Linked DNA regions of Homo sapiens: region 1 is linked to region 2. A link is a loop called in an ENCODE intact Hi-C map of the cell type or tissue named here. Cell type or tissue: heart left ventricle. All regions are shown on one strand. Links, peaks and the distances in the headings refer to the core of each region. The heading gives the core; the rest is flanking DNA.

Region 1 (16,476 bases), core at 4,524-12,523, 45 kb before region 2:
GGTGACAGAGTGAGATTCTGTCTCAAAAAAAAAAACCAAAAACAAAAACAAAACAAAACAAAAAATCCCAAACCAAAACGTAGATGACATGTTTGCAGACTGAGGAGTCCTCCCCCAGCCCAGCAAACCCCATCCCTCAGGACCGCTGTGGAACATTCCAGAAGGCCCAACTCCAGGAATTCCCTTAGTAGGAGCCTTGCTTTCAACAGTGCCTCCTGGAGCTATGGGCCAGCCACTCTCTTTTCCAGCTTGCATCATATGTATTTGACTTAATTTTGTTTATAATCTGTTTCCACGCCACTGGAATGCATCTTAAGAGCAGGAATTTTCCATGTTTTACTTCCTGCTGTGTTCCTAGCGCTGGGAATATAGCCAGGCATATAATATATGTGTGATAATATTTGCTGATAAATGAATGAATAAATAAGTAAATATAAGCCTGGTATGGTGGCTCATGCCTGTAATCCCAGCACTTTGGGAGGCCAAGGCAGGCAGATCAGCTGAGGTCAGGAGTTCAAGAACAGCCTGGCCAACGTGGAGAAATGCCATCTCTATTAAAAATACAAAAATCAGCTGGGCATGGTGGTGGGCACCTGTAATCCCAGCTACTCGGGAAGCTGAGGCAGGAGAATCTCTTGAACCCAGGAGATGGAGGTTGCTGAGATTGCGCCCCTGCACTCCAGCCTGGATGACAGAGCAAGACTCTGTCTTAAAAAAAAAAAAAAAAAATATATATATATATATATATATATATGTACATATGTATTTATACATATATATAGTGTGTGTGTGTGTATATATATATATATATATATATATATATATATATGTAACTCCACATGTGAGTACCCTGTTATGTGTGAAACCACACCCCAAACATCTACACAGAACAAGCCTCCAGGTAGAGGAAAGGCAGTAACCGCTTTGCTGGAATGACTGAGTGGTTCATTAAATAGAGGCTCCGGAGGGTCTTGATAGGCTCTAGCAAAGGTGGTGGCCGAGAGGGCTGACCAGCGCATGGTGCCTGGGAATGTGAATGGGCCCAGGGGCGCCAGAGTGTGGACAGCTTGGGACTGTGGGCTCCGAGGTGCTGCGCTGAGGGCGTGGGGCGCAGGGCAGAAACACAGAGGACTGAGTGCTTAGGGGAGGCCCAGGAAATGTGGGGTTGAACGGCCTAGTTCTGGCAATTGTTTTTAAGCTTTGTAAGATGGAGATTTCAAGAAGTATATTTATCTTAATAATATTGTAGCTCCTGGTAATTCTTATTTGATTACCATTTATACACATGGAAAACCAGCATGCCTGTTTCTGGCAAAGCTCCAGGGTAGTCTTTGTGCATAATTTCCAGGATTTTTATGTAATGCTATTAAAATCTGTTCTTTTTTTTTTCCCCCTTCCAAAGCGGGGAAAAAGCAGCTTTTGAATCATTTATTTTCGTGTTTGAGTTGTTTGGGAAATATTAACTACATTTTCTAACACTCTAGCCTGGAGAAAGGAAGAAACCCCACATGCGTGTGATTTATTTCCTTGTGTATGGATATTAAATGCAATATACCATTAAGGCTATGACACTTTAAGTGAAAGTGTTTATTGCATGTTGATTCAGTTAGTTCGTACCCTATTGTGTTACTATTTAAAGTGTGGATTGCATCGCATTCTGGAACTTCATAAATGAGTTCTTTTTCCCATAAGGAAAGGCCACTGCTTCTGATGTTCATTAATGTGATTTTTGTGTGTGTGAATGAGCTGCCTAAAAACTGGGTGTGGTGAGGGTGGTTTCTGAAAGGGAAGCACTTTTATAGCATGATCTTATTTGAAAATTTAATTTGTTTTTGTAAATTAGCTTTTGGTCTTAATACATTTCCTCCACTAACAAGCACTTTTGGGCAAATAATTTAATCTCTCTGGTTCTGCTTTTTTCATATTGGTAAAATATAAAGTTTGAGATAGATATGCTTAAAATCTCCACCATTGTCTAAGTATAGCTGAGATTCTCACGTGATTGGGACATAGTGCTCATTCTTAATTTGAAAAGTGTTTTTTTCTTTGTCCTCTTGTTTCAACTACGAACTCTCATTTAGACACATTTAGCATAGGGAAGCTCCGATTTATAGAGCCACTAAATTGCAGGGCGTGTGTGAGATTTGTAACTTCATAAAAGATTCTTTACTTCCTTTAAATATAAATACGTAAGATTGAGTTCTAGAAGTATAATTTACACATGGTTTCCTGAGGATCACGTTTCCTGAATAAAGCAGGGTATCGTTAGAGGAACCCCATTTGATTTTTTTTTTTTTTTTTTTTTTGAGATAGAGTCTTGCTCTGTCACCCAGGGTAGAGTGCAGTGGCGTGATCTCAGCTCACTGCAAACTCCGCCTCCTGGGTTCAAGTGAGTCTTGTGCCTCAGCCTCTCGAGTAGCTGGGACTATAGTCATGCAACATCATGCCCGTCTAATTTTTGTGTATTTTGTAGAGATGGGGTTTCATCATGTTGCCCAGGCTGGTCTTGAACTCCTGAGCTCAAGCAATCCAGCTGCCTTGGCCTCCTAAAGTGCTGTGATTACAGGCGTGACCCATGGTGCCTGGTCTGGGAATCCTGTTTGATTTTGAAAGTCTGAGAAACACTTTTGAAATGGCTTGGAGAAAATGTGAAGTGAATAATTATTATTTTTTTAATGTGCTTCAGTTCCCATGTGAACATTATTTTAGAGAGAGATTGGAAGGTTAGTTGCCAGTAAAATGAATTTCACTGTGTTGGCAAGTTTTTCACTCGTAGGACTGAGTGAATCCTGGACTGACAGTGTTCTTACCGATGATTCTGTTGAGGAAGGACTTGCTTGCTCTTGTTGCTCTTGACGGTGAGCTTCTGGATCTACTGGCCCTATATTGAGTGTGCAAGGGGACGTGTTAGTCCTCTAGTTGTCCCCCACATTAATGCATCTGGAAAGTGTCTACCTTAGATGTTGTAATTAGAAATTAGAGGGCTGGGCGCGGTGGCTCACGCCTGTAATCGCAGCACTTTGGGAGGCTGAGGCATGTGGATCACCTGAGATCAGGAGTTCGAGATCAGCCTGGCCAACGTCCGAAACCCTGTCTCTACTAAAAATACAAAAATTAGCCGGGCATGGTGGTGCGCACCTGTAATCCCAGTTACTCAGAGGCTGAGACAGGAGAATCGCTTGAACCTGGTAAGTAGAGGTTGCAGTGAGCTGAGATTGCGCCATTGCACTCCAGCCTAGGTGACAGAGACTGTCTCAAAAAAAAAAAAAAAAAAATTAAATGTCATCAACATTGAAAGGAAACTCTTGGATTTTGTCAAAGATTTATAAAAAGTTTTGAATGATTTTATTTTTTTCATTCAGAAGCATAATTTCCCTCTTAAAATCCCTGATGTGGATCATTTGGTTCCCTGTCATTTCCATTTTCTTTGTTCAGAGTGTCTCTTCTGGATCTCCTGAGTTTCTGTGTGTGTTTTCTTCCTTTTTGCTCAAATGATGAGCACACATGAAAGCTTTTCCTCCTTTGCCTGGGTGAGGCGGTGTTCCAGGTGTGATCTGCAGTGCCTGATTATTATATTGTATTAATCTCCTCAATTTTATTTTCTGGCTTGTCTGCATTTTTCCTTTTCTTTCTTCTCCCTTTTTTTTTTCTTATTAGAGATGGGGGTCTTGCTGTGTTGCGGGGCCTCGAGCGATCGTCCCACTTTGGCCTCCCAAAGTGCTAGGATTACGGGCGTGAGCCACAGCGCCTGGCCTCCTTTTCTTTATAGTAATTTGAATGTGGTGATTTTAATCCTCCATGGTTTTCTTATCCTTCCTCAACAAACAGCAAAGAGGCTGCTGGAAAGCCACATGACATTTGCTGTGATTTGCACGGCTGATGGGAAAACACTACTTGGTTCTGAAGGACAGGGTTGTCATTGGATACCTTTGCCCTCTGACCCGAGTGAGAATCTCACCTGGACAAAGACCCGAGTTGTGAAATCACACAGAGAAAGTGTGATTCCGAACCTGCTGCTGTCCTGTGCTTCCTGAGGACAAGTGAGTGACTGACTCCGTGTGCCAGGAACTGCAGGAGGTTAAAAACTTTCAGAACTACCATGCAAATAAGAAATTTCAAAGGACTTTTCTCTAACACACATTTCATAGTGAACGTCTCAGCTGGATTAACATAATTAACGCTGTGTTCTTTCTGGCTCCTGAAAGAAATTGTGATTAGGAACACTTTCAGGGCTGATGAGTCTAAGGTATCAACTTTGTCCCTTCTGCCACTTGAAGTTCAAATGGAAATGTTTGCTTTCATAGCTCCAGTCATGATGTTACTGTATTTAGTAGCTATTAAGTTTCCAATTCCATAGACTCCTGGGAGAAGTTCCAGTTCGCACTAAGGCTTCTGTTGCATTTAGCACCACTGCCTATGGTGTGTGGAGCTTTCCTGAACAAGTAATAGCAGCAAGGTTCTTAGCTTAGTAATAATTTTAAGCTATTCTTTGATTTTTTAAACAATTAATTAATTAATTATTTTGAGACAGCGTCTGGCTCTGTCGCCCAGGCTGGAGTGCAGTGACGTGATCTCAGCTCATTGCAGCCTCCGCCTCCTGGGCTCAAGTGATATTCTCCAGCTTCAGCCTCCTGAGTAGCTGGGACTGCAGGCGCATGCCAACACGACTGACTAATTTTTGTATTTTTTGTAGAGACAAAAATACTTTTTTTATGTAGAGACAAAAAAAAAGTTGAATGATAAAATCTTTTATTACTTAATAATATACTTTGATTGAGATTTAGCCATTTCATTTTCACTAGTGTCCAGACGTTTTCCTGAAAGGCGTGATTCCATGAGATTTAATACTGAATTATAATTTGATGTAAATGTTTTATATAATCAGTTGTTTGTTTTTAAACAGTAGCCTCTTTTCTAGGCCTGCTCTAGGTTGATTAAATATTAAGTTTTCTGATCAGCCAGATCCTTAATAGAGAGCTTCGGGGACAGCAAATGGTTGAATATGAAACCAACCTCATTTGCCATGTTGTTAGATATAAATGTCAGTGATAGCACTTTCTGGATGGTTGAGTTTTCTGAAGAGCAGAGGATTTTCTCTTTTAATCAATCAGATAATTTTCTGTTTTAACCAATTCAAACATTTGATTTTATGTTTCTGAAATAGATAAAGCACTTTCATAAAAATGGACTGTGCCAAATAAGAGGTAATTTTCTTGATGACTCAGTTATTTTTGCCTCTTGTTATTTGGCTTTTACTAATATAGCAATTTCTCTATAAAAATAGGAATCTTTGCTTTTTTAAAAAAACTGAGATCATTCTGTTTTTCCAGTTCTTACATTTTAAAAAATAATTTTTTTGGCTTCTTTTGCTATCCATGTATGTAGCTGTTGGTGTGCTTTCCTGTATCACATTTGCTCCTGGTTTTTACTTCGTTACATTAAAAAACCAAACCAACAAGTAATTAAGCTCGTTCAGCCTGCAGATATCGTTTGATGGAAAGGGCTAAGGAGTCAGCCTTTGTGCAGGTTTTTAGTTGTCAGCTATAGTCTGAGTAAGTGAGGTTGCTAGGTACAGGCGTTCAGGATGTGTAAGATGTTATTACAGTTATTTTTAGTGTATTATTAAGGGGGAGGAGGAGAAAGAGAAATTTGAATCAAATTTGTGTCTTATTAAATAGGACACGTTTTCCATAAGACCAAAAGGGCATTTCTTTTGCTTATGTACTAGAAATAGAAAATGGAAATTAGATATTAGATTGTATAATCGAAAGTCAATTAGAATTAATGAACAATTCTATAACTAGTTATACTGTAAGCTAAAATGTGAATGTTAAATTAGGGAAGTATTGATTTTTATGAAAATTTACCAGAATTTCAGGAAAGGACTTTGCTTACTTTCCCAAGAAACGTCTGGTAGGAGTCACTGTAGAAATTTGGTGTGTTCTGTACAACACTGCCCAGGAGGAACTGGCCACATTTCTTCCTACTTGGTTCTTTTGTTTGTTTGTTTTTTGAGACAGGGTCTTGCTCTGTTGCCTAGACCGGAGTGCAGTGGCACGATCTCAGCTCACTGCAACCTCCGTTTCCTGGATTCAGGCAATTCTCGTGCCTCAGCCTCCCAAGTACCGGTGATTACAGGCACCCGCCACCACACCTGTCTAATTTTTTGTATTTTTAGTAGAGACAGGGTTTCACCATGTTGGCCAGGCTGGCCTTGTACTCCTGGCTTCAGATGATCTGCCCGCCTCGGCCTCCCGGAGTGCTGGGATTACAGGCGTGAGCCACAGTACCCAGCCTGCTTTATTTTTAATTGAAGCTAAATTCACATAACTTAATGATTTTTAAGGTGAACAGTTCAGTGGCATATCGCACATTCACAGTGTTGTGCAACCATCCCCTGGGTCTAATTCCGAAGCGTTTTCATCACCCCTAGAAGGAAACCCTACACCCACTAAGCAGCCACTTCCCAGCTCCCAAGCCCTAGCACCTGGCAGCCGCTGTGCTGCACTTTGCATCTGCAGGATTTACCGAGTCTGGGCGTTTCTTATACTTGGAATCGTAGGATACGTGGCTTTGTGTGTCTGGATTCTCTCGCTCAGCATGTTTCCAAGGTTCATTCATGTTGTGGCATGGAGTAGTACCTCCTTTTTGTTATGGGTGCATAAAATTCCATTGTATGGATAAACCACATTTTGTTTTTCCATTCTTCCATTGATGGACATTAGGGTTGTTTCTGCCTCTTGGCTATTGTGGATGGTGCTGCTGGGAACACTCGTGTACACGTTTTTGTTTGAGTATCTGTTTTCTCAGTTCTTTGGGGCACATACCTGGGCATGGAGTTGCTGGGTCACGCGGTAACTCTGTTTAACTTTTTGACAAACCTCTGCCACTTTTAAAATGAGGAACTTGGGCTGGGTGCAGTGGCTCACGCCTGTAATCCCAACACTTTGGGAGGCTGAGGCAGGAGGATCACTTGAGGTCAGGAGTTCGAGACCAGCCTGGCCAACAGGGTGAAACCCCGTGTCTACTAAAAATAGAAAAATCAGCTGCGCATCATGGCGCGTGCTTATAATCCCAGCTACTCGGGAGGCTGAGGCAGGAGAATCGCTTGAACCTGGAAGGCAGAGGTTGCAGTGAGCCGAGGTCATGCCACTGCGCTCCAGCCTGGGTGACAGAGTGAGACTCTGTCTCAAAAAATAATAAAATAAAATAAAATAATAAAATAGGAACTTATATGAAGACCCTGTAAAAAGTTACCTGTGGCAGTCCGATGTTTTGGAAAACATCTGAAAGCTTAGGTCAATTTGGTCATAGATGTGGCTGGCCATTATGTTTCTTGATTGAAATAATTACTTTGTTCACTACCATTCGGAATAGTTTTGTGATTAGGATAAAAATTATAATGTAGATATAAGAGCCTAGAGACTCTTTTTATATGAATGCATAAGTTTTGGCTGTTCCCTTCAAATTGGCATGAGGCTTGGCAACACTGGAATTGTGTGTTAGATAAACAGTTGGTATCTAGGGCAAGCTTGAAAAAAAAGTAGTATTTAAACATTGACCAAAAAAAAAAAATCTCAACAACTCTAGGAACTTCCTTGTTCAAATGAATCCACACCGTCTAAATACAGCGTGATAAAATTAGGCTTCCCTCTGGTTTCCGTGGGGTCGAGTGAGCCCTGAGCGTCTCGTGCCCAGCCAGGACTCTGCCTGCTGGCTGGCTTCGGAGCACAGGGAGGTGGGACGGTTTCCACGGCCAGCAGTGTTCCCACAGCACTTCCTTAATATAGAACGTTTTTAAAAGCAGCGTTGGCCACAGAAAAAGCTCAACTCCCAAACACTGTCATCAGTTCATAGTTCATTTTTATTTTGTTTTCATGTTGTTAAAACAAGAAATAGCATGTAAACATGTCTGCATTACCGAACATCAGTAGTGTTTAGGATAGAAGAGGAACACATTGAGTTTCTAAGTAGAAAAAAAATCTGTTCATCCTTAAAGGCAAAGGAAGGGGCAAGGTCCCTCCTTGAACAACTGGGTGAGGTTGGACGCCTCCAGCTGTATTTGCTAAGTTGGGCTTGGAAGTATCCATAGGGCGTGGGGGGCCTGCTCCAGGGCTGACCTCAGCTGGAGTCCCCTCCAAGTCAGGGGTATCGCTCGGCACACATTTGTATGAGTTCACCTGAAAAGTGCCCTTGTTGGGGGAGCTTGGAATGGCCTGTAGGGCAGCTGGGTCACAGTGGCTGCCGGGGATGCCTGCCAAGCTGTTAAGCAGCCCTCGGGCCCACGGAGTCCCAGCAAGTGTGGTTTACTGTTTGTTAGGATGTAATTCAAGCCTGTGGGTAGGTAAAACTACCCAGGATTAAGGGGGGTTGGCTTTTCCAGGGAACAAAAGGATCCCACCAGGGAGAGGACTGTTCTGGGAAGTGCCCTGGTCCCCTGTGGCCAGGCTTGATTTGCTCTCTCTTTGGAAGCCACCTTGGCACGCAGGCACTGGTGGAAAATTTTGGAGTACCTGCTGGAGGTTGAAGATGTGAGCACGAAGAAACCATGGTCTTGTCTCGGGAGCCTCCCAGACTTTCCCCTTTACGGCTGGTGAGAACGTGAAATGGTTCACTTGCTGCAGAAGACAGTCTGGCAGGTCCCCAAAAGGTTAAGCACGGAGCTACCGTAGGGCCCAGCCATGCCACTCCTGGGTTTGTGCCTAAGAGGTGAAAAACACACATCCACACAAAAACTTATAGGAATGTTCATAGCAACATTATCCACAATTGCCAAAAAGTGGAAACAGCCCAAATGCCTGTCTGCTGATGAACACATAAACAAAACAAGTAACACATCAACAAAACGTAGCACCTCTGTAGGATAGCATACGATTCAGCCTTAAAAAGGAATGGAGTTCTGATACATGTGACAACGTGGACGAATACTGAAAACATGCCCAGTGAAAAAAGCCAGACCACAAAGGCCACGTTTCGATCGCTTGAGCCCAGGAGTTCGAGACCAGCCTGGGCAACATGTCAAAATCCTGTCAACTCAAAAATTAGCCAGGCATGGTGGCATGCACCTGTGGTCCCAGCCCCTCGGGAGGCTGAGGCGGGAGGATCACCTGAGCCCAGGAGGTGGAGGTTGCAGTGAGCTGAGATTGCCTGGGTGACAGAGCAATCTCTGTCTCAAAACAAAACAAAACAAAAACCCAAATGCCACGTTTTATATGATTCCATTTCTAGGAACTCTAGAACTACAGGCAAATCCATACACACAAAGTAGATTAGTGATGGCCAGGGCTGGGGAAACTGAAGGGAAATGGGAGGTGACCGCCGATGGGTATGGATGGGGTTTCCTTTCGGGGTGATGAAAATGTTCTCGAATGGGCTATGGTGATGGTTGCACAACTCTGTGTGCGAAACCTCCCTGAATTATAAACTATAAACGAGAGAATTACACAGTATATGAATTCTCTCTATATAAAGCTGTTATGAAAAGCGAACCTACCAGACCAACATTAACAATTAGAGTATATTGTAGTACAAGACAGTTGTAGATTGGCAAGATAAGATTGGACATAGAGATTTTGTAGATTGTGGAGCGGAGAGGGATGAGGTGGACGGTGCTGTTACAGCCTCTTAGGAGGGACAGAGATCCTGAGGTGATCACCGAGCTTCAGGATCTTGTTCATAATTTTGAGATTAAGAATCTTGGTTTGGAATCCCATGCCTGTCATCCCAGCACTTCGGGAGGCCAAGGTGGGCAGATCGCTTGAGCTCAGGAGTTCAAGACCAGCCTGGTTCACATGGTGAAATCCTGTCGCTGCAAAATGCAAAAACTAGATGGGAATGGTGGCACGTGCCTGTAGTCCCAACTACTCTGGAGGCTGAGGTGGGAGGGTCGCTTGAGCCTGGGAAGTTGAGGCTACAGTGAGCTGAGATCATGCTGCTGCACTCCAGCCTGGGCAGCACAGCAAGACCCTATCTAAAACAAAGACAAAAACAAACCAGAATCTTCATTTCCATCAGTCTTCAGAACTGTGTGAGTTTAGGAGTTGTGATTCATGCTGACCATGAGACCGATGTATAAAGCAGGTGCCAGTGTATTAAGTTACTTTGGGGAATATGATGTACTTTTCCAGTGGCTGGAATATTAATATCTACTTCCCAAGGCAGTTCCTCCATGAGATCAAGGTATCTGTGAGGCCTCATTAATAGTAACAAGTTAGCCGGGCATGGTGGCACATACCTGTAGTCTCAGCTACTGGGGAGGTTGAGGCAGGAGCATTGCTTGAGCTCACACTGCTGCACACCAGCCTGGGTGACAGAGTGAGACTCTGTCGCAAAAAAACAAAAAAAAAGAAGAAGAAAGGAAGAAAGAAACGAAAGAAAGGGAGAAAGAGAGGGAGAGAGCGAGAGAGACAGAAACAAAGAGAAACAAAGAAAAGAGAAAGAAGGAAGGAAGGAAGAGAGAGAGAGAAAGAAAGAAAATAAATAGTAACAGGATTGCTTCAGGACTGTAGTATCCGAGCAAATAGTAACAGGATTGCTTCAGGACTGTAGTATCCGAGCAAATAGTAACAGGATTGCTTCAGGACTGTAGTATCTGAGCAAAGGATCTGATTTGATCCAGCACATCCCACGAGGGACTGAGTGTTTATGCCCACAGACTCAGTGCCCTCCCTGAACTGTGCAGAGTAAACTCTGCCAAACTCTTAGCTGTTGTTGTTCTTCTTTTTTTTTTTTTTTTTTTTATCTTTTTGAGATGGAATCTCGCTCTGTTGCCCAGGCTGGAGTGCAGCAATGTGATCATAGCTCACTACAGCATCCACCTCTTGGGTTCAAACAATTCTCATGTCTCGGCCTCCCAAGAAGCTGGGATTACAGGCATGTGCCACCACATGTGGCTAATTTTTTGTATTTTTAATAGAGACAGGGTTTTGCTGTGTTGGCCAGGCTGGTCTCGAACTCCTGGTCTCAACCAGTCTGCCTGCCTCAGCCTCCCAAAGTGCTGGGATGACAGACGTGAGCCACCGTGCCCGGCCTTCCTTGTTCTTAAAGAAGGAGATGTTACAGAACAAACGAATCTCCATACAAAACAAAACCTCACCATAAAAGAGGAAACTCCCTGCTTCATGAGGGGTGCAGGTAAATGTAGAAACGCTCACCAAGAAAGCCAGAGTGGATTTCACATTAATAGAATGCAGGTAAAAGACATAACTTGTTGGGATGTAGGGCGCAGTATCAGAATGGAATAGGGTTCAGGTGAGCTCCTAGGATGGCAGGATTTGAAGAAGGAGCAGCACCTTGATTAGGGGAGAATGAAGAAGCTTTGGAGGGCTGGGCGTGGTGGCTCACGCCTGTAATTCCAGCACTCTGGGAGGCCTAGGTGGGCGGATCACCTGAGGTCAGGGGTTTGAGATCAGCTTGGGAAACATGGTGAAACCCCATCTCTACTAAAAATACAAAAATTAGCCGGGCGTGGTGGCGCATGCCTGTAATTCCAGCTACTAGAGAGGCTGAGGCAGGAGGATCGTTTGAACCCAGGAGGCAGAGGTTGCAGTGAGCCAAGATCATGCCATTGCACTTCAGCCTGGGTGACAGAGTAAGACCCTGTCTTAAAAAAATTAATAAAAATAAAAAACACAGTCCAATTTTTTTGAGCTAATTATGGAAGTATTAATGGATAAAATCTACATTTTGTACTGGTGCTGAGAGTGAGCTGTCCCCTAAGTAGATTATGTTTCATGATTCTGTGTCAACTTTCTCTGGGCTGATGGGCCCTCTTTGGACACTGACGTCTCCTCACGTCCATGATCCCTCCTGGGTCCGTGCCAGCTGCGCGTGTCATCAGAGCGGAGCGTGCGCTTGTCCTTCATCACAGGCCTGGGTGATGTGTGGCTGACATGCGTCACATGGGATAGGCTCTCCGATCTCAGGGCTCGGGCTGCCACCCCTGCCACGTAGTACATGGCATGTGGCTGATTCTCCACTTGCTTGCAATGGACCCTCTGTGGAAGGCACCGGAGAGGCGGTTTCCCTGTCTCTTCTCCTCCTGTGTTGCCCTCCTCCCCCTCGATAGATGTGACCTCCCTTCCAGCTTTGTGCCAGTGTCTGGCAGCACTTGATTTTTTTTCTCCTTGTCCTTCATCTGTTTTCATTGCGTCGCCACCTTCCCCACCCCCAAGCAGCATCCTTCTGCCCCTTGGTGCTCTCCGCGCGGCCGTCTGCCTACCTGTGAGTACGCTGACCAGGGCTGGTTGACTGCCTACACATTAGCGGAGTCTTTCTCATTTTTTAGGGCACAGTAGATACTCAGCGAGTGTTGTTTTTTTTTTAATAATTATGCAATAAATGAATGGATGTCCGCACACCACCCTGAACACCAGCACCCACTGGTCATCCCTGGACACGCATGGGTGGAAGGACCACACTGGTTGTCCCTGGAAGAGTAGCTCACTCTCGAGCCTGCACCGATGTCATCTGAGTCAAAACACAGACGTCTGGGCCCCACCCTAGAGAGTCTGGCTCAGCGGGTCCAGGGTGGGGCAAGAATGTGCATTCCTGCAAGTTCCCAGGTGATACTGAGGCGGCTGCTGGGGGGATACCATTTCAAGAAGCACTGCTTGGAGGCAACGCAGACCTCTCCCTCTTCGACGAGGTCCTGTTCACTTCCATGTAACCAGTCAGGGTTGGAATCCCACATGGAGTTCCCCTCCTTTGGTGACCCTCTGCTGCAGCTCTTGGGAGCCTCCCCTTTAGATGAGTTCCTCCCTGCTCTGACCAGGAGTTGCTTTTTCTATACCACCTCAGCTGATGGTGTTCACACACACATTCATTTAACACACATTTACGGAGGGCTCCTGGGGGCTGGGTGCACACACTTGGTGCGGCTCTCTTTTGGAACCTGGTGCCTTCTCTCTCTCCTTCATTTTTGAGGCAGAGTCTTGCTCTGTCGCCCAGGCTGGAGTGCAGTGGTGCGATCTCGGCTCATGGCAATCTCTGCGTCCCAGGCTTAAGTGATTCTTCCACCTCAGCTTCCCAAGTAGCTGGGATTATAGGTATGCGCCACCATGCCCCGCTAATTTTTGTATTTTTAGTAGAGACAGGGTTTGGCCATGTTGGCCAGGCTGGTCTCGAACTCCTGACCTCAAGCGATCTGCCCACCTTGACCTCCCAAAGTGCTGGGATTACAGGCGTGAGCCACTGCGTCCAGCTTCCAGTGTCCTCCCTTTCAGCCTCTGGGTGTTGCCAGCCAGTGCCACCACTCAGCACTGTTTATACCTAAGGCACCAATGGGTAAATGGAGAGACAGGCGTCTGAAGACTTTTAAAAATGTGTACTTTATTTGGCTGTAGCTAAACCAGTTAGAAGGCCGGGAGTTGAAGTTGATATGAGTATCATAAATGCGCAAGTTAAGTAGTTACTTAAGAAGTCACAGGAATATGGGTCGTTCCTTGTTGGGTTTCTGATAACTAGCAGGCGGCTCAGTTTGGCTATGTTAATAACAGAAACACAGAGATTGCCACTGATTCTATCACATTTCCTGTTTGTTTGTTTTTGTTTTTGTTTTTGAGACAGTCTCACTCTGTCATCCAGGCTGGAGTGCAGTGGTGCAATCATGGCTCACTGAAGCCTCGACCACCCAGGCTCAAGTGATCCTTCCACCTCAGCCTCCTGAGTAGCTGGAGCTAGAGGTGTGCACCACCTAATTTTTAAACTTTCTGAATTTTTTGTAGAGATGGGGTCTCACTGTGTTGTCCAGTCTGGTTTCAATCTCCTGGCCTCAAGCAATACCCCCACCTTGGCCTCCCAGAGTGTTGAGATTACAGGTGTGAGCCACCGTGCCCAGCCAACATTTCATTTTTTAAAAAATGCTTTATTGAGGCTGGGCCCGGTGGCTCAGGCCTGTAAACCCAGCACTTTGGGAGGCTGAGGCAGGCAGATCACTTGAGGTCAGGAGTTCGAGACCAGCCTGGCCAACATGGTAAAACCCTGTCTCTACTAAAAATATAAAAATTAGCTGGGCGTGGTGGTGGGTGCCTGTAATCCCAGCTACTTGGGAGGCTGAGGCAGGAGAATCACTTGAACCCAGGAGGCGGAGGTTGCTGTGAGCCGAGATTGTGCCACTGCATTCCAGCCTGGGTGACAGGGTGAGACCCTGTGTCAAAAACAAAAACAAAACAAAACAAACAAAAGAAAGCTTTATTGAGATGTAATTCACCTGTCACCCAGCCTGGGTGACAGGGTGAGACCCTGTGTCAAAAAGAAAAACACAAAACAAACAAAAGAAAGCTTTATTGAGATGTAATTCACATGTCACACAATTCAGCAGTTTAAGTGTACAGTTCCTATACTTTGACATCCATCACTACAGACAATTTGGGGACGTTTTCTTCACTCGACAGAGAAGCCCGGCACACCCGAGCTGCCACCCCCAGTGCTCCCAGCCCCTGGCAGCCCCTAAGCTGCTTTCTGTCTCTTTGCATTTGCCTGTTCTGGACATTTCATAAAAATGGAATCACATCATATGTGGCCCTTCATGACTGGCTTCTCTCACTGAGCCTAATGTTTTCTGGGTTCACCCATGGTGTAGCATGTATTAGTGCTTTCTTCCTTTTCATGGCTGAATAATATTCCATTGCGTTTTGTTTATCTTTGTTGATTATCCATTCCTCAGTTGATGGATATTTGGGTTGTTTCACTTTTTGACTATGATGAATAGTGTTTCTATGAATGTTGGCAGACACGTTTTCCTGTGGACATATGTTTTCATTTCTCTTGGGTATGTACCTAGGAGTGGAATTGCTGGGTCATATGGTAACTCTGTTTAACTTTTTGAGGAATGTCTGGAGTTTGTTTTAAAGTGGCTATGCCATTTTCTCTTCCCACCAGAGTGTGTGCGGGCCCTGATTTCCCCACGTCTCCATAAACACTTGCTGCTGTTCGTCTTTTTTATTATAGCCACACTAGTGGAAAGACACTTTTGTATCCCACACAAACAGAAAACTTATGTATAGGTGATTTTTCTAAAAAAAAGACTTTATGTTTTGATAAAATAAGCATGTTATATTGGTTAAGATGGTTTTTGTTGTGAGTTAACGAAAACCTAACTAAAATTACCTAAAACAAACAAACAAAAAAACGCATTTACTATCTCATGTAACAAGAAGTATGGCAGTTCCAGGGTTGATTAATTCAGAGGTGTGATGACATTTCCAGGACCCCAGGTGCTTTTCATCTTTGCTCTCTGCTGTCTTTGCCACGTGGGAGATGTCTTCCCTTGTGGCACAAAGTGGCTGCAGCCATTCCGAATGACACAGTGATATCTAGTAAAGAAGAGGGGCTTTTCCAATCCTGCATGTCTTATTTTACTGGCATGGAAACTAAGCAGACATCTCTCAGCTCCCTTTGGCCAAGGCGGGGCCATGTGCCACATCCTCCTTAGTTACTGGAAAGGGGAGGGAAGCCCCATTGGGGTGAACTTACCCTGCTCCAGCTACTTACTGCGGGTGGGCTGTGTGTGCGCATGCATGGTGTGTGTGCGTGTGCGTCCATGCGTGGGTGTGCATGTGTGTGCGTGCATGCGTGGGTGTGCATATATGTGTGCATGCATGCATGGGTGTGCATGGGTGTGCATATATGTGTGCGTGCATGCGTGGGTGTGCCTGCATGTGTGTGTGCGTGCTTGCATGGGTGTGCCTGTGTGCATGCATGCATGTGTGTGTGTGCGTGTGTGCATCTCCTTCCTAAGCAGGTAGAAGGGAGATACCCCAAGCAGAATCAGGCTTCTGCTGGTAAGGAAGGTAGGTGTGTGGGAACGGGGAGGACATGAAGAAAGAAAATGATTCTTAGGGATGCAATGCATTAGTGGCTGTGACTTTAGTTAAAACATAGAATTTTGTTTGTTTTTTTTCTTTTGAGACAGGGTCCTGTTCTGTTGCCCTGGCTGGTGTGCAGTGGCAATAGTGGCTCACTGTAGCCTTGATCTCCTGGGCTCTAGCCATCCTCCTGCCTCAGCCTCTTGAGTATCTGGGAATACAGTCGTGTACCACCATGCCTGGCTAATTTTCAATTTTTTTTTTGTAGAGACAGGGTCTCGCTATGTTGCCGAGGCTGGTCTTTAACTCCTGGTGTCAAGTGACACTCTTGCCTCAGTCTCCCAAAGTGCTGGGATTACAGGTGTGAGCCACTGCCCAACCTTCATGCAGCATTTTAAAAAATGAAAATGTAGCTGCTTGTTCTAGGAGAAACTTGTGAAATTGGATCATTTAACCAACTCTGCCTGTGCGTGACTTGCCTTCAGTTCTCCAGCTTGGCCTCAATCCCTTTTTCTTGCTGCTTGGAACCCACATCACCACCAGTGACCTCACAAGGCAGTGCCCCTCCGCACCCCTCCCTTCTCCAAGACTCCCCCGCCGCCCCCTTTCTTGCTCTTACCCACACGCCACTGCAGACACAGCGCCCTCCTCCCCTGCTGCCCCCCTCTTG
Region 2 (16,476 bases), core at 5,125-13,124:
GGGCAAGGGTGGCAAGAGGCCTGGGGCTGCTGGTTGCAACTGTAACCAGAGTGGCCAGGGAAATCCTTGCTCCTCTGGGTAATGCCCTATCCAGAAGACCCTTGCAAATTTCTAAAATGCTGTGTTTTATTACCGAGAAAGAGTCGTCTGGGAGCTCTCCGAGGCAAATAACTTTTGAAGTTGGCATGAGCAGGATATTGTGCAATGGGGCTCACTGGCTGCGTCCCAGGCCTCCGCATCTGATGTGAACCACAGCTTTGCAATCGGGTCCCCGTGCCATCCAAAAATATTTTGTGACCTTGCCGGTTGGCAGTTTTTTAAAAATGTTATTTTCAGTCTCCAAAAAAGGGAAACATCAAAGTGCAGGCTGTCCACTCCTGCCCTTCTTGATAGACACAGACAGCTGGGCCACACAATCAGCCATTGTGGCGACAAGTGCCCAACTGTTATAAATAGACGGCGGGCTCGCACGTGAAGCGCTCCAGAGGAAGGGCAAGTGCTCTGGGGACACTGCCAACTGCTGTTTCCGTCGAGAGCTCTTCTCAAAGATCAATATTATTTTATGTCTCAGTGACTGAATTTGAAAAAACGACTGTGAAAGCACCTGGTAACTTAACTGTCTCCAGGATTCCATTCCAAACGCATCTTCTCTCTTCACTGTTAATCTTAGATGTTTCCCATGCTTATTTAGTAATCATTGCCTGACGGCCCACTTCACTGCGATTTACAGTCTCTTGCGGCTCACTTGAAATGGTAGAGTTATGGATAACCGCGCTGGTGTATGTGCGTGTGATGCGTGGCCGGAAGCGCATGCCCATTGAATAATCACGTTCGTCCCACATCTTAGCCCCTCTTCCAAGACATGTTTACTATCGTTTACGTGTGACATGTCAAAACATCTTAAAACTATGCCACGCATGTAATAGGCTCTCAGTGATTAAAAAATCAGTTTGTCTCTTAAGGAGAAAAGAATAACAGCATGTGACTCTTGTGAGTCCCTGACAAAGAATCTGTTGTTCCCCGTGCACTTGAAGAGCCGCTCATGTCAAGAAGCAACTTGTGATTATGCAATGTGTGACTTAAGGCATTGTCAGATGCGTTCGGCTGAAACGGGACCCCGCCCCAGCAGTTTGCCTTACTAAGTTAACATGGTAGGTCAGATTTTAGTATTGTAGAAAAAGCCACATTCAATATTCTTTGAGTAGCATATTTATTTCCTAGGGCTACTGTACCAAAGTACCTCAAACCAGGTGGCTTCAAACAACAGAGTTACACGCTAGTTGATATCTAGTGATTCAAAGAACAGAATTCCACACTAGTTGTTATCTAGGAATGCGGAGTGAGTGATAGAGGGGGTTTTGGTGGCGTTATATTCTAATTTTGAAGTAAGTTTAAATTTACAGAGATGCTCCCAAACAGTATAAAGAATTCCCAAATACTCTTCACCCAGATTCCCTGAATTAACATTCCGACATGTTTGTCTGTCTGTCTCTCCACATACACACATCCCTTTTTTCCGGAATAATTTGAGAATAGACTGCAGAGAGTGCCTCTAGATTCTCCTGTGTGGGTTTCCTAAAAACAAGGACGCTGTCCCGGATAGCCTGCACCGACCTGCCCAAATCAGGACGTGGGCACTGTCACACCATGCCACCAAATGCAGAGGCCCCGGAGCCCGCCCAGGACCACAGGCGCCGTCTGTGTCAATGGCTCTCGAGTCTCCTTCAATCTGGGGCTGTTCCTTCGTCTCTGTCTTTCACGACCTTGACATTTTTTTAAGAGAACAGGCCAGTTACTTTGTAGAATGTCCCTCGGTTTGGGCTGGTCTCATATTCCTTCATGATGAGAATCAGGTGGTAGGTTCCTGGCAGGAGAGTCCCTGCAGGGTTGTCACGACAGGAACGCACACAGGTCTGATCAGTCCCATTTCTGGAGAAGTTAACTTATCATTTGGTTGAGGTGGTGTCTACCAGGTTTCTCCACTGTAAAATTAATTTGTTGGTATTTTGTAATTATCAGTTAAAAAGTACTGTTTCTGGTGGGGAGATTTTTTGGGGACTCGGAAAATATCCTGTTTCTCATTAAGCTTTTTGCCCATTTGTTTTAGCATCCTGGGATGATTCTTGCCTGAGGGAATTAGTATGAGCATTGCCAAATGGTGATGTTTCTAGTTGCATTGTTTCTTTTGCATTGATTAGTTGGCATTCCACTGCAAGCTGGAGCTTGCCTGCTGTCTTTCTCTCCTTCCTATCAATACACTCATAGACTCCTATTTTACCCATTGGGTTATAATTCATTACCATTATCATTTGCTTCGATACCCAGATTGTCCCAGATTTGGCCAAAAGCAGCGCCTCCAAGCTGGCCCCTGTGTTCTTTTGATGTGTTCATGTCATTCTTTGAGCACATCTTTACTTCTTCTTCTTTTTTTTTTTTTTTTAGATGGAGTCTTGCTCTGTTGCCCAGGTGGGAGTTCAGTGGCGTGATCTCTGCTCATTGCAAGCTCCGCCTCCCGGGTTCACGCCATTCTCCCGCCTCAGTCTCCCGAGTAGCTGGGACTACAGGCGCCCGCCACCACGCCCGGCTAATTTTTGTATTTTTAGTAGAGACGGGGTTTCACTGTGTTAACCAGGATGGTCTCAATCCCCTGACCTCGTGATCTGCCTGCCTCAGCCTCCCAAAGTGTTGGGATTACAGGTGAGAGCCACCATGCCTGGCCAGGTTTTTTCGTTTTTGTTTTTGTTTTTTTTGAGATGGAATCTCACTCTGTTGCCCCGGCTGGAGTGCAATGGCGTGATCATGGCTCACTGAAACCTCTGCCTCCTGGGTCCATGCAATTCTCCTGCCTCAGCCTCCCATGTAGCTGGGATTACAGGCGTGCGCCACCACACCCAGCTAATTTTTGTATATTTAGTAGAGATGGGGTTTCACCATGTTGGCCAGGCTGATCTCCAACTTGTAACCTCAGGTGATCTGCCTGCCTCGTCCTCCCAAAGTGCTGGGATGACAGGTGTGAGCCACTGCTCCCGGCCACATGTTTAGTTCTTGGTTCTAGGCTCACCCGGAACTTTCCTTGCTCCAGCCCTGGAATCAGCCATTTCTCCAATAAGCCCTGGTTCCTTTTAGTAGAAAGTGGTTTTTAGAAACCAGGATCTAAGTATTAGGTGTGTTCACGCTACTGGGCTATTACGGCTACAAGGACTTCTCAAGCAGCGTAGTTAGGAATTTTTTTTTTTTTTTTTTTTTTTTGAGACGGAGTTTCACTCTTGTTGCCAAGACTGGCATGCAGTGGCAGGAACTTGGCTCACCGCAACCTCTGCCTCCCGGTTCAAGCAGTTCTCCTGCCTCAGCCTCCCTAGTAGCTGGGATTACAGGCATGCGCCACCACGTCCGGCTAATTTTGTATTTTTAGTAGAGACGGGGTTTCACCATGTTGGTCAGGCTGGGTCTCAAACTCCTGACCTCAGGTGACCCATCCATCTTGGCTTCCCAGAGTGCTGGGATTACAGGCATGAGCCACCGCGCCTGGCATAGCTAGGAAATTAAACATATGCATGTACTTCCCTACACGTACACATATGTTTGTACATACACACACGGGCACACATGCGTTTGTAGTTCTTTGTATCCATCTGTCCCGCTCGTATCTATGTATCCATTCATCTCATATAAAAATCATGATACCATCCAAGTCAAATGGTTTGTTTCAGCTTTCTCCCCTTTCCTTGGCTGTGCCCCTCTTTTCTAACAATAACAGTAACAGCTCTTATCATATTAACTGTTTTTATTTATTGACCCTTGTATGTCACCAGTCTTCTGACATGCAGGCCATCCAGTCCATGTTCCTGGCCCAGGAACATGGCAGCCAAGGGTCCCCACCCCCACTTCGGCCCCCAACAGTGGACTCTCGGGATAGTTCTTTTTTTTTTTTTGAGACACAGTCTCACTCTGTCACCCAGGCTGGAGTATAGTGGTGTGATCTCGGCTCACTGCAGCCACTAACTCCTGGGTTCAAGCAGTCCTCCCACCCTAGCTTCCTGAGTAGCAGGGACTACAGGTGTACACCATCATGCCCGTCTACTTTTGTATTTTTTGTAGAAACAGGGTCGGTCTTACCTTGTTGCCCAGGCTGGTGGATAGTTCTTTATAGCAGTAGCCTAAACAGAAAAACATATACAACATAAGCTAAGAAAAAGGCCTCCCTTATCGATATTTCTGGGTTAATCTGAAAGATTTTGAAGTCTGGAAGAATCAGCTGGTTGTTGGTAAAGGGACGGTGGACATGAAGGATGCGGAAGGGATGGGTTGGAGGCGGGAGGTGAGTTTCATGTGGTGTTTTTGACTCAGAGGGTCACTTTTATTGTTCTGCCTTGTAGTCAGAAGAAAAATCTTTTCACGTGGTTTCGGCTCAGAAGTATGTTAGAAAGTAGACTACAGAGACTGAAGGTGACATTCCAGAGACTTTTTAAGGATAATCTGGCCAAAGGTGTTTACTATTTGATTAGCCAGCATCCTTGGGCTCGGCTAGGGTCTTGGTCTGGTCTGAGAACATGTTGGGGGATTGTGCCAGTGTCGGTGGTGGGTGCCTGTGCCTGGTCATCTATGGGCAGCTAGGGGTGGGTGCTGCCCCTTCCGACTTTCTCTCCACTGCAGAGACGAAGCCTTCAGCAGCATTTCCCTGGACCCTCTTCTCTCTGGTCCCAGGTCAGGTTCTGTACAGCAATGGAAAGCAGGGGAGAGGATGCCCACGCTGTGCGTGGCCGTTTGGAGCAGACTCAGGGACCAGTGGGACCTCCTCTTCTGGGTGAGCTTGGCAACCACTCTTTTAGGAATTCCAGTTTGTAATGCCTTCCGGGTGAGCCCTGTGAGTCGCTTGCTCTTAGTAGTGTCCTTTGCTGCCCCAGCCTTCTGCTTCCCTGTATTTAAAACCTTTCTGAGCCAGGATTACGATTTCCTGATACCATGACTGACCCTTGGTCGTTATGAGTCCTGATGGTCCCAGGAGCTTTTCCTTCATTTGCTTGGGTTTTGAGTTGTGAGCTGGAGACCAGGGGTTTTGCTTGATGGGGACATTCCTGGCTCTTCTCCTGGGGAGTGACCATGGGCCCTGCCTAGGTGAGATCCTCTGGATTGTGAGGAGGGACTTGAGCAGCCCTACTAGAGTGCCGTCTATGGGAACCCTCAGCATCGCCTGTCCAAGCCAGCATCTAGTGGACGCTCACGCTGTGTGAGACACTGAGCTTATCCAGCAAGGGCAGAAATGGCAGCTCTTGGGAAAGAAGGGAGTGGGGCATCGCTGTGTCTCCTATTATTTGCCATTGTGGCCTCCCTCTCCAGGTGCACCGAGGGGCCTATCTGTGTGATTCTTGCAGGGGTACTGACGTCCGTTTCATCTCACCCGTGTCCCTCTACAAGTGCAGGAGTTGTAGGGCTATGTTATTCTTAGGTAGCTTAATGGATCCATTTTCATAATAAACTCCATTTTATTTTGTTTGCCATTGTACTGCCATTTGCGGAACAAAGAGAAGTTATATAAACCACAGAAGGGGGAGAATGTGACCCAGGAATAAACTGTTGTGTTTCACAGTAAGTGTATGGAACTAATTTAGAATGATTTTTCATTGTCAAACAAAGAACAAATGGAAATTTGAACAATGCATGGTTACTTTTAACAAAGACTTCATTTTAATGTTATTAGTGTTTTCTCATTTTAAAATGGCAGTGCAAATATAACCTTAAAATAGGGTTTATGACTAATTACATTTCTTTTTTGTATGTCTGACAATTTCCAATTATTGGGTGTTTGTGTTCCCCAGCCCACCCTCCCCCAAAAATGACAGGGAACAGAAACCAGTGAAAAGATCTCTCTTTGGCGCCCTTCCCAGACTAGGACCTGTTTTGTTCAGGGTGAGCACAGAGGAGAACTGGGTCCTCTTGTCAGGCTGAAGGGGACGTCACAGAAGCCCCAAGTGGGTCACGGCAGAGCGTCAGCCAGAACCTCCAGGGCTCACTCCCAGGCCTCAGTCACCAGATGCTTCGTGGCTACCTGGGTAAGGGAGGGTTCAGGGCAAGTTAGGGACTGCAATGAGAAAACAACACACTCTGGCCGGATGCGGTGGCTCACGCCTGTAATCCCAGCACTTTGGGAGGCCGAGGCGGGCGGATCACCTGAGGTCAGGAGTTCGAGATCAGCCTGGCCAACGTGGATTTCAACCAAGGACCTGCTTGGTCATAGATTTCAACCGAAGGACCTGATTGGTCATGGATTTCAACCAAAGGACCTGATTGGTCATGGATTTCAACCAAAGGACCTGATTGGTCATGCAGACAGAACTTTGAAGGCTGTCATGGGTTGTGTCCATGTTGTTTGGTTTTCCATCTTGAACGAATACCAGTGTGCGTCTAACAGCTCACACAGAAGCCCATTGGTTACAAAGGAATTGCAATTGTCAATCCAATTGCCCCCCAGGGAGAACTGAAGATTTTTTTAAATAATGTCTTCGTAACAGCTGTGTAAGTCCCCCAGGCCCTTAACTAGAGAAACCACATCACAGAATTTTATTTACTTTATAAATTCTAATATTTTAGAATTAAGATAATTTGTAGTTTAGATGATTTTTGCTAAGCTAGCTCTCTCTTTCTTTTTATCTCTTCCTTTCTCTCTTTTCTTTCTTTCTTTGATGGAGTCTCAAAAAAAGGAGAAGGGTGTCCAAACATCCTGGATGAAAATGGCTCCATGCTGTCATAGAATTTTATTTACTTTATAAATCCTAATATTTTAGAACTTAAAAAAGATACTTTGTAGTTTAGATGGTTATAGTTAAGCTATTTCATTTTTTTTAAAAAACGAAGAAATTAGCATTCAATGTCTGCCTAGAAACAATCTTATATACAGTCCTTATGTACAAATCTTTTTTGTGGAATATGTTTTCGTAGTTTTTTGTTTTTTGTTTTAGATTGGGTCTTGCTCTGTTGACCAGGCTGGAGTCCAGTGGCGTACTTATAGCTTACTGCAGCCTCGACCTCCAGAGCTCAGTCAGTCCTCCTACCTCAGCCTCCCAAGTAGCTGGGACTGCAGGTGCATGCCAGCACACTTGGATAATTTAAAAAAAAAACTTTTTTTTTGTTGTTTTGTTGAGACGGGGTCTCACTTATGTTGCCCAGGCTGGTCTCGAACTTCTGGGCTCTAGCGAAGCTCTTTCATTTTAGAAAAGGATCATGTCACCTCGATATGTGAGGTCTGTGGAAAATCTTGCTTTAAGATGATCTGCGTGAACTAGTAGCTTAGATTATTGAGTCTTATTTTCTTCAGAACTCTGATAGGCACAATTACTAGATTTAAGTTAAAGGGCTGTAAAACAGCCTCAGTACTTTTTCATGAAGTAGACAAGTTTCACAGTGCTTTGGAAATGACTACTAAGCTACTCCCAGCCTGCTCATTGAGAACTCACGATTTCCTCTGGATGAGTGGGAATGTTGTTGGTTCTGCATTTGTCATCAGTGCTTAGGACACACACACACAAGCAACGTGTGCTGGCCCATGCAGTTTTTCCTTATTTACAAAGCTCATGTGAGAATTGTGACTCTGCCCATTCGTGGATCTGCACAACATATGGTGACGAATATAAGTTCGGGGGCGTGGGGGGAATGCGCATGTGCTATGGTTCAGTGCTGGGCACTGGGTGTTGTGGTTCAGTGCTGGGCACTGTGTGCCGTGGTTCAGTGCTGGGCACTGTGCTGATTGCTTCTGCGACTCCGGACAGATACTTAAGGCTCAGCTCAGGTTCGTCATTAACACGAATCACAAATTCAGACCTGGTGCCGTGGCTCACACCTGTGATCCCAGCACTTTGGGAGGCCGAGGCAGGAGTATCACTTGAGCCCAGGATTTGGAGGCCAGCCCGGGAAACATAGGAAGACCCCCAACTCTACAAAAAATATGAAAAAAAGTTTAGCCAGGTGTGGTGGTATGCAACTGTAGTCCCAGCTACTGGGGAGGCTGAAATGGGAGGATCGCTTGAGCCTAGGAGTTCAAGACCAGCCTGGGCAACATGATGAAACCTCATCTCTACAAAAAAAAAAAAAAAAAAAAAGAAAGAAAAAAAGCATGGTGGTGCATGTCTGTAGTCCCAGCTACTCGGGCGGCTGAGGTGAAAGGATCACTTGAGCCAAGGAGGTCGAGGCTGCAGTGAGCCAAGATCGCGCCACTGTACTGCAGCCTGGGCAACAGAGTGAGACCCTATCTCAAAAAATTCACAAGGGTTTTCAAAGCTAGTTACTGCCTGAGACCATCTTCCCCTCTTGGATGGATGCAGCAAATTGGGAGGCAAAATTATTTGGCTCTTTTTTTTTTTTTTTTTTTTTTTTTAAGGCAGAGTCTTGCTCTGTTGCCCAGGCTGGAGTGCAGTGGTCCGATCTCAGCTCACTGCAACCTCAGCCTCCTGGATTCAAGCAATTCTCCTGCCTCAGCCTCCTGAGTAGCTGGGATTACAGGTACACGCCACCACACCTGGCTAATTTTTGTATTTTTAGTAGAGACAGGGTTTCACCATGTTAGTCAGGCTGGTCGCGAACTCCTGACCTTGTGATCTGCCCGTCTTGGCCTCTGAAAGTGCTGGGATTACAGGCGTGAACCACCGTGCCCAGCCGCGTTTGGCTCCTTCCTAACTAAACAGAGATTAAACTGTTTATTGTTACCTGGGCTTTCATTTTTTCATAGCAGTCACTTTATTTTCATCTCTTTGTCCTCAGCTTCCCCTCAAATATTTGTCAAGTGTCTACCAAGGCTGGGAATGATAGTAAAAGGAGTTTAAAAAACAAAAGAGGCTCTAAAAATGGTACTAGACTCTTCCATTCAGGACTTTGTCCAAAGCCTCACTTTATAATGCTTTTGTGATTTATCCTCATTCCCATAAACTCAGATGATACGAATTTATACGAGTTTGCATTAATAAATATTTCTTGCATGCTTGTCTTATCAACCATACCGAGCCAGCACAGCCTCATCTCGTAAAGAGTTGGCAGTCACGTGCGGGAGCCGGGAGCCCGTTGCTGTGAGGCCGGGAAGTGGATTGTTGGTCTGGGGAAAGATTTATTTTCTGGGGGCAAAAGAGGCGGGGTGGAGAGTCCCTCCGCCTGCCTGGAGTGCTGATGTGGCCTCAGAGCTAGGTCCTGAAAAATTGCTGGGATTTAGATGCAGGCTCTACATGTAGAGAGATTGTTTAAATGTATAATGGTTCAGAAGTGACACTCTCTTGCTATGTTTCTCTGAAAATAGATCAGCCTTCTCTGTTGGGATCTATGAAGCTCCAGAGATAAAACTGATATACATTAAAGTGGCTCGTGGTTAAAGGAAGTATGTTTGTTAATATTAAACCGAGGTTTCTCTGGTAACTAGATTTTAAATGATTTGATTCCATAGGTTTATAATGGAGAAATCCAGATCTCCAAAATGTAAGTTTTACTATATGGGAAGCCTTTTTTTGATTTCCTTTGCTGTGTTTGGTAAATAGCCTGGAAGAAAATGGCTCCGTCCTATCACAGAATTTTATTATTTACTTCATAAACCTAGTGTTTTAGAATTTTTTTTTTGTTTTTTTGTTTTTTTGTTTTTTTTGAGATGGAGTCTCACTCTGTTGCTCAGGATGGAGTGCAGTGGTGCGATCTCAGCCCACTGCAACCTCCGCCTCCTGGGTTCAAGCGATTCTCCTGCTTCAGCCTCCGGAGTAGCTGGGATTACAGGCACACACCACCACACCTGGCTAATTTTTGTATTTTTAGTAGAGATGGGGTTGCACCATGTTGGCTAGACTGGTGTCGAACTCCTGATCTCAGGTGATCCGCCCACCTGGGTCTCCCAAAGTGCTGGGATTACAGGCATGAGCCACCGTGCCTGGCCTAGAATTTTAAAAAGATTCTTTGTAGTTTAGATGGTTCTAGTTAAGCTATTTCATTTTTTTAAAAAGGAAGAAACTAGCATTCAATGTCTGCCTAGAAAACAAAAATAAAAAAACAACAAAAAAGGAAGAAACTGAGGTCTGTGGCACTTAAGTGCCCCACTCAAGGTTGCAGAGTTCCTAGTGATGTTATTTTTTAATGAACTTTTCTTCTCCTTCTCTTTTTTGTTAAATTTTGGCAGACTGTTTTACCAAAGCCTAACTGTACTTTTCTTAATTAACTTTGGAATGAATTCTGGATATACTCATTCCAGCAATGCACAGAAAATTCTAGGCAAAGAATAAAAGACTCCACATTGTTTATTATTATTATTTTTGAGATGTAGTCTTGCTCTGTTGCTCAGGTTGGAATGCAGTGGCGGAATCTTGGTTCACTGCAACCTCTGCCTCTCATGTTCAAGTGAGTCTCCTGCCTCGGCCTCCCAAGTAGATGAGATTACGGGCAGCTGAGATTACAGGCACGTGCCACCATGCCTGGCTAATTTTTGTATTTTTAGTAGAGATGGGGTTTCACCATGTTGGCCAGGCTGGTCTCGAACTCCTGACCTCAAGTGATCCTCCTGCCTCGGCTTCCCAAAGTGCTGGGATTATAGGTGTGAGCCACCGCGCCGGGCCAGACTCCACATTGTGAAAAAACGAGGGAACCGCTTCTGATTTTGCTCCAGTGGTGTATTCCTCTGTCTTGTTATAATGCTTTATGTTTACATATAACACATTATACGATTTTTAAAGCAACCCCACAGGGAAGAGTTTTAATTTTTTGTTTGTTTGTTTTTGAGACAGAGTCTTGCTCTGTCGCCCAGGCTGGAGTGCAGTGGCGCCATCTGGGCTCACTGCAAGCTCCGCCTCCCGGGTTCACGCCATTCTCCTGCCTCAGCCTCCCAAGTAGCTGGGACTTCAGTCGCCCGCCACCACGCCCGGCTAATTTTTTGTATTTTTAGTAGAGATGAGGTTTCAGCATGTTAGTCAGGATGGTCTCGATCTCCTGACCTCGTGATCTGCCCGCCTCGGCCTCCCAAAGTGCTGGGATTACAGGCGTGAGCCACTGCGCCCGGCCGAGTTTTAATATTTTTAGTCCTGTTTTACAAAGGGGAGAAACGAAGCACAGAGAAGTTTAGGAACTTGCCCAAATCATACAGTTGATAAGTTAGCAGACCAAAACCGGAATCGTCCAAACGGAGTGGCAGCCAGAAAGCATTTTATAGGTAAAGTCACATCCTACACTGTAAATAAAAACCTCTTGGAACACAGAGTTCGCCAGGTGGCTGTTGGATTTTCATGTCAGCGCTGGTCTAGCTCCGTTTTGCAGGATTTTTTGTTGTTGTTATCACAGTATATTCTAAAAATAACTATATGTTCATTTCCACTCTTTCAGATAATTAATATTTATAAATCCTAGTCACTAGGAAATATAGTTCAACCAACAATTGAATGGAATGCAGGTCCTCTGGGAACTTATCTAAAATTAAATCCTATTTTAACAGAATTAGCTAGATTAAGGTCATGGTGTAAAAACTGATTTTTCAGAAGGAAATAAAAATGCAAAATATCCTAAGAATTCATTTTGTAAATAATTGAATCAAATAACAATGGGGCGGGGAAGAAGCCATATATTTTTCCTCTCTTTTTAGAAATGAATTGAAGGCCAGACATGCTGGTTCACATGTAATCCCAGCACTTTGAGAGGCCAAGCGGGAGAATTGCTTAAGCCCAAGAGTTTGAGACCAGCCTGTGCAACATAGGAAAACCCTGTCTCTACAAAAGAATTTAAAAACAGCTGAGTCAGCTGGGCGCCGTGGCTCACGCTTGTAATCCCAGCACTTTCGGAGGCTGAGGTGGATGGATCATAAGGTCAGGAGTTTGAGACCAGCCTGGCCAACATGGTGAAACCCCCGTCTCTGCTAAAAAAACAAAAATTAGCCAGGAGTGGTGGCGGACGCCTGTAGTCCCAGCTACTCAGGAGGATGAGGCAGGAGATCTGCTTGAACCCGGGAGGCAGAGGTTGCAGTGAGTCGAAATCACACCAGTACACTTCAGCCTGGGCGACAGAGCAAGACTCCGTCTCAAAAAAAAAAAAAAAAAAAAAACTTAGCTGGGGGCAGTGGCACATCCCTGAGGTCCCAGCTACTTGGGAGGCCGAGGTGGGAAGATGGCTTGGGCCCAGGTGATCGAGGCTTTAGTGAGCTGTGATTACTCCACCGTACTCCAGCATGGGCAACACGGTGAAACCTTGTCTCAAAAAAAAAAAAAACAAAAAAAATCAGATAAATAAAAACAAAAAATTGTTTAGACTCATGAATCATCAACTTTTTCTTTTTCTTTGCCCATTTTCTTTTTTAAGTATTAGCTTGGCATTAAAGCAGTAGTATATGAAGATGGAATTTGCTAGTACTTTATTTGTGATTCCAGAGTTAAATGCTACTGCAATCAAGTCTTCCTTGAATTTAGCAATAGATTTAAAAGTTTAGAAAGAGCCTCTTTTTTTTTTTTTTTTTTTTTTGGTTTTAATACGGGGCCTTGCTTTGTCGCCCTTGCTCGATCGCCCAGTGATCTCAGCTCACTGCAACTTCTGCCTCCTGGGTTTAAGTGATCCTCCTGCTTCAGGCTCCCAAGTAGCTGGGATGACAGGCGTAAACCACTACGCCCAGCTACATTTTGTGTTTTTAGTAGAGACGGAGGTGTCACCATATTGGCCAGGCTGGTCTCAAACTCCTGACCTCAGGTGATCCACCTGCCTTGGCCTCCCACAGTGCTGGGATTACAGGCGTGAGCCACCATGCCCAGCCCAAGTCTAGCTCTTTAGAAGGAAAAAATAAGGGTAGAAATTCAGAGAAGGATGAGTGTGGAGTGGCTTCCTTGCTCTATTTCTAGAATATGCCATTTCTTGGGAAGTCTTATGACCCTGCTGGTCTTTAATGTCCCCTATATGATTTTCCTCCCTGGGCTTTGATTCTCTGCTTTATCTCCTGTGGTCTTTTCCATCCAGAAATTTTGAAGGGGTATTTACCTTCAACTTAAAACTGACTACTACAGGTAAGTAGTGGCCCTGCTGTTTCCACCCTCCCATGTCTACTGGAAGCAGAATTGTTTCACCTGTCTCGTTGGAAAATCAAATGAGGTAATGGAAATGAAAAGTACTACACAAGTGTGATTATTAAAGACAGTTCAGTCAATAGGTGAAAAGACTCGTGTAGATACTTTATTTAACCTGGAATCAATGTCTTATACTCAGTAGACACTCCTTAGATGTGAGTTTAAAGATGTCATTACTCCTATAATACCAGCACTGTGGGAGGCCAAGGCGGGTGGATCACCTGAGGTCAGGAGTTCGAGACCAGTCTGGCCAACATGGTGAAATCTCGTCTCTACTAAAAATACAAAAATTAACCAGGTGTGGTGGCGGCTGCCTGTAATCCTAGCTACTCGGGAGGCCGAAGTGGGAGGATCGCATGAACCCAGGAGGTGGAGATTGCAGTGAGCCGAGATTGCGCCACTGCACTCTAGCTTGGGTGACAGAGCGAGACTCTATCTCAAAAAAAAAAAAAAAATTAAGAAGATGTCATTTTAATGAGCAGTTCTTTGTTAAGTAAAGAAGAAGAGGAAACCAGGAAATATGATAGTGCTTGGCCACCTCACCAAGTGTTTGTCTTAAAAGAAGCTTTCTTGATTAAGTAAAAATTTAAAAGGAAGGAAAGAAAAACCCAACCTCACCGCAACAAACTACCCTAGTCTGAGGTAATTGTGTAGTGTAATGTCCCTACACCTGAATTTTTCATGCACCTGCAGATTTAGGGGCTCTGCCTATCTTTGAGTATAAATGTCCACTGAATTATTAGCAAAATGATTTGTTCTCAGAAACCAAAATTTTAGCCTAGATGAATGCCGCCATTGGAGTTATTTATATGAAAAGGCGTGTTAAGCTCAATGGTCTTCTCTTCTCTTCTCTTGTTTTCTTTTCTTTTGGATTTGAGACAGGGTTTTGCTCTGCCACCCAGCCTGGAGTGCAGTGGTGCAATCATGGGTCACCGCAGCCCCTACCTCCTGGGCTCAGGTGATCCTCCCACTTCAGCCTCCCAAGTAGCTGGGACTACAGGTGTGCACCATCATGCCCAGCTAATTTTTGCATTTTTCGTAGAGATGGGATCTCACTATGTTACCCAGGCTGGTCTTGAACACCCGAGCTCAAACGATCCGCCTGCCTCGACCTCCCAAAGGGCTGGGATTACAGGCGTGAGTCCCTGCACCTGACCTCAATTGTTCCTTTCAGCAAAAGTAAAATTTTAACTTTCAAGGGTGCAATCCTGCTTTTTTTTTTTTTTTTTTTTTTGAGACAGAGTTTCACTCTTGTTGCCCAGGCTGGAATGAAATGGTGCGATCTCGGCTCACTGCAACCTCTGCCTCCCAGGTTCAAGTGATTCTCCTATCTCAGCGTCCCGAGTAGTTGAGATTACAGATACATGCCACCGTGCCTGGCTAATTTTTGTATTTTTAGTAGAGATGGAGTTTCATCTTATTGGTCAGGCTGGCCTCGAACTCCTGACCTCAGAACATCTGCCTGCCTCAGCCTCCCAAAGTGCTGGGATTACAGGCGTGAGCCACCGCACCTGGCCTGCAATCCTGCATTTAAAGCATTTTTAAAGTGTCGTTGGAACACTTAAAAAGACAAGAATTAAAACAGTAGCAGAACACCTAAAATGGCAAGGAAACGGCATGAGGGCGTGTAACACAGAAAGGGGTGGGTGTTTGAGAAACAGCACCGCAAGTACGTGGGGAAGCGGCAAAGATGGAGGACATGGGAGATGGGGGTGGAAAGGGGCTTGGGGCCTGGTAGTGAAAGACTTTGCATGCCACGTTAGAGTCTCTGCTCTGTTCTGTTAGCAGGAGTTTGTAGTAGTACCTATTCACAGACTGGTGCGGGTTAACTGTGAGGGTAATGCGTGTAAGGTGCTTAGAACAGTGTTTGACACATAATCCGTATTCTCTAAATCTTAGTTGTAGGAGATGTTGTTGCTATTATTTTTATAAAAGGGCAAGCATTACGAGTTTCAGAGCAAGGCTTATGGGGTGATAATATAATGGAGGATGAATTGGAAGAGGAGAAACTGGAAGCCTGGAGAATGGTTTGGAAGCTCTTTGCTGGGGCCCGAGAGACATTCAGGGTTCAGGCAGTGGGAGTGGAAGGAAAGTAGTGGATTCCACAGCGAGACTTGGCAGGGCTTGATGGTGAGGGAAAGGAAGGAGAAGAAAGTGACCTGGAGGCTTCTGGTTTGGATGGTTGGGGAGTGATGACCCCGAGAGAAGAGAGGAGAGAAACAGGGTTGTGAGGATGAGACCCAACTACTCTGTTCCTCTTTTCTCAACTGAAACCATGCTGACTTCATACTGCAAAGAGTGTACAGCGACACGGTATCTCAGTCCGTTTTACTGCTGCAACAAAATACCTGCAACTGGGTGATTTCCAAACAATAGAAATTTATTTCTTACAGTTCTGGAGGCAGTTCTGGAGGCCGAGAAGTCCAGGATCGAGGCCTTGGCATTGGGTGTCTGGTGCCATGTCCTCACATGACAGAAGAGCAAAGGCTACGGACTCGTTCCCTCAGGCCTTTCATGCGGTTGCTCACCCCTAAGCCCTCTCGTATTAGGGTCTTCATCCCATTTGAGAAGGTGGAGCACTCATGACTTCTTCCTTACCTCCTAAAGACCCCACTGCCTTTTTTTTTTTTTTTGAGACAGAATCGTACTCTGTCGCCCAAGCTGGAGTGCAGGGGTGCAATCACGGCTCACTGCAGCCTGGACCTCCTGGGCTCAGGCGATCCCCCCACCTCAGCCTCCCTTGTAGCTGAGACCACAGGCGTGTGCCACCACGTCTGGCTCATTAAAAACAATTTTGTTTTTGTAGAGACGGAGTCTTCGCTGTGTTGCCTAGGCTGGTCTTGGACTCCTGGACTCAAGTGATTCTTCCACCTCAGCCTCCCAAACTGTTGGGATTACAGGTGTTGAGCCACTGTGCCAGTAAGACCCCACTTAATACCATCCCTTCGTGATGAAGTTTAAACACGTCAATTTTGGGGGACATTTAGACCATAGCACATAGGTTTCAAAAATGAGTCAAAGCCTTAAATGGATTGTCTCTTTTCTAGTACCAGCTGATAGGCCTCACGTCTGTTCACTGCCTTCTGATGCTCCTCCTTAACCCTGTGTAGGACTCTGTAGTACAGGTCTCCGCTCAAAGACAGTTGTAAACGTGGCACAGTTAGTCAAGAGCATTACAATAAAAAATGCTCAGCATCACTCATCACAGAGAAATGCAAATCAAAACCAGAAGGAAATATCACCTTATGCCAGTCAGAATGGCTATTAGAATTATATGAGAATAATATTAAGAAGTGGGGTCTTACTGGGCACAATGGCTATTATTAATCCCACTACTAGATATCTACCCAGAGGAAAAGAAATCGATCTATCAAAGGGATACCTGCACTTGTATGTTCATCACAGCAATGTTGGCAATAGCAAAGGT

What was found. Hi-C counts contacts between places; a loop is a spot of excess contacts. Peaks named below come from ENCODE experiments on the same cell type or tissue, not always from the same donor. Only the 100,000 strongest peaks of a DNase experiment are listed, where the experiment ranks them.
Region 1: it touches region 2 in a loop (2.2-fold over the local background); 19 of 110 quality-filtered maps call a loop at or near these places.

Annotation. Positions count from the first base shown.
Region 1 is chr16:4,081,807-4,098,282 of GRCh38, reverse strand. The region is part of intron 2 of ADCY9 (adenylate cyclase 9); the gene reads left to right. Among named protein-coding and RNA genes, the nearest start is that of ADCY9, 26 kb to the left of the region's middle. RefSeq lists silencers at 3,841-4,135, 12,401-12,695 and an enhancer at 12,134-12,857. In heart left ventricle, for the core only: no CTCF peak of the experiment used is centred there; DNase peaks (open chromatin) are centred at 4,614, 7,722 and 11,852; H3K4me3 peaks cover 1,117 bases; H3K27ac peaks cover 3,200 bases.
Region 2 is chr16:4,037,487-4,053,962 of GRCh38, reverse strand. All of the region lies in intron 2 of ADCY9 (adenylate cyclase 9), which reads left to right. LOC124900373 (a long non-coding RNA gene) reads left to right here. Exons shown (of 2, transcript XR_007064957.1): 2 at 142-3,691. Among named protein-coding and RNA genes, the nearest start is that of ADCY9, 71 kb to the left of the region's middle. In heart left ventricle, for the core only: no CTCF peak of the experiment used is centred there; no DNase peak of the experiment used is centred there; H3K27ac peaks cover 700 bases.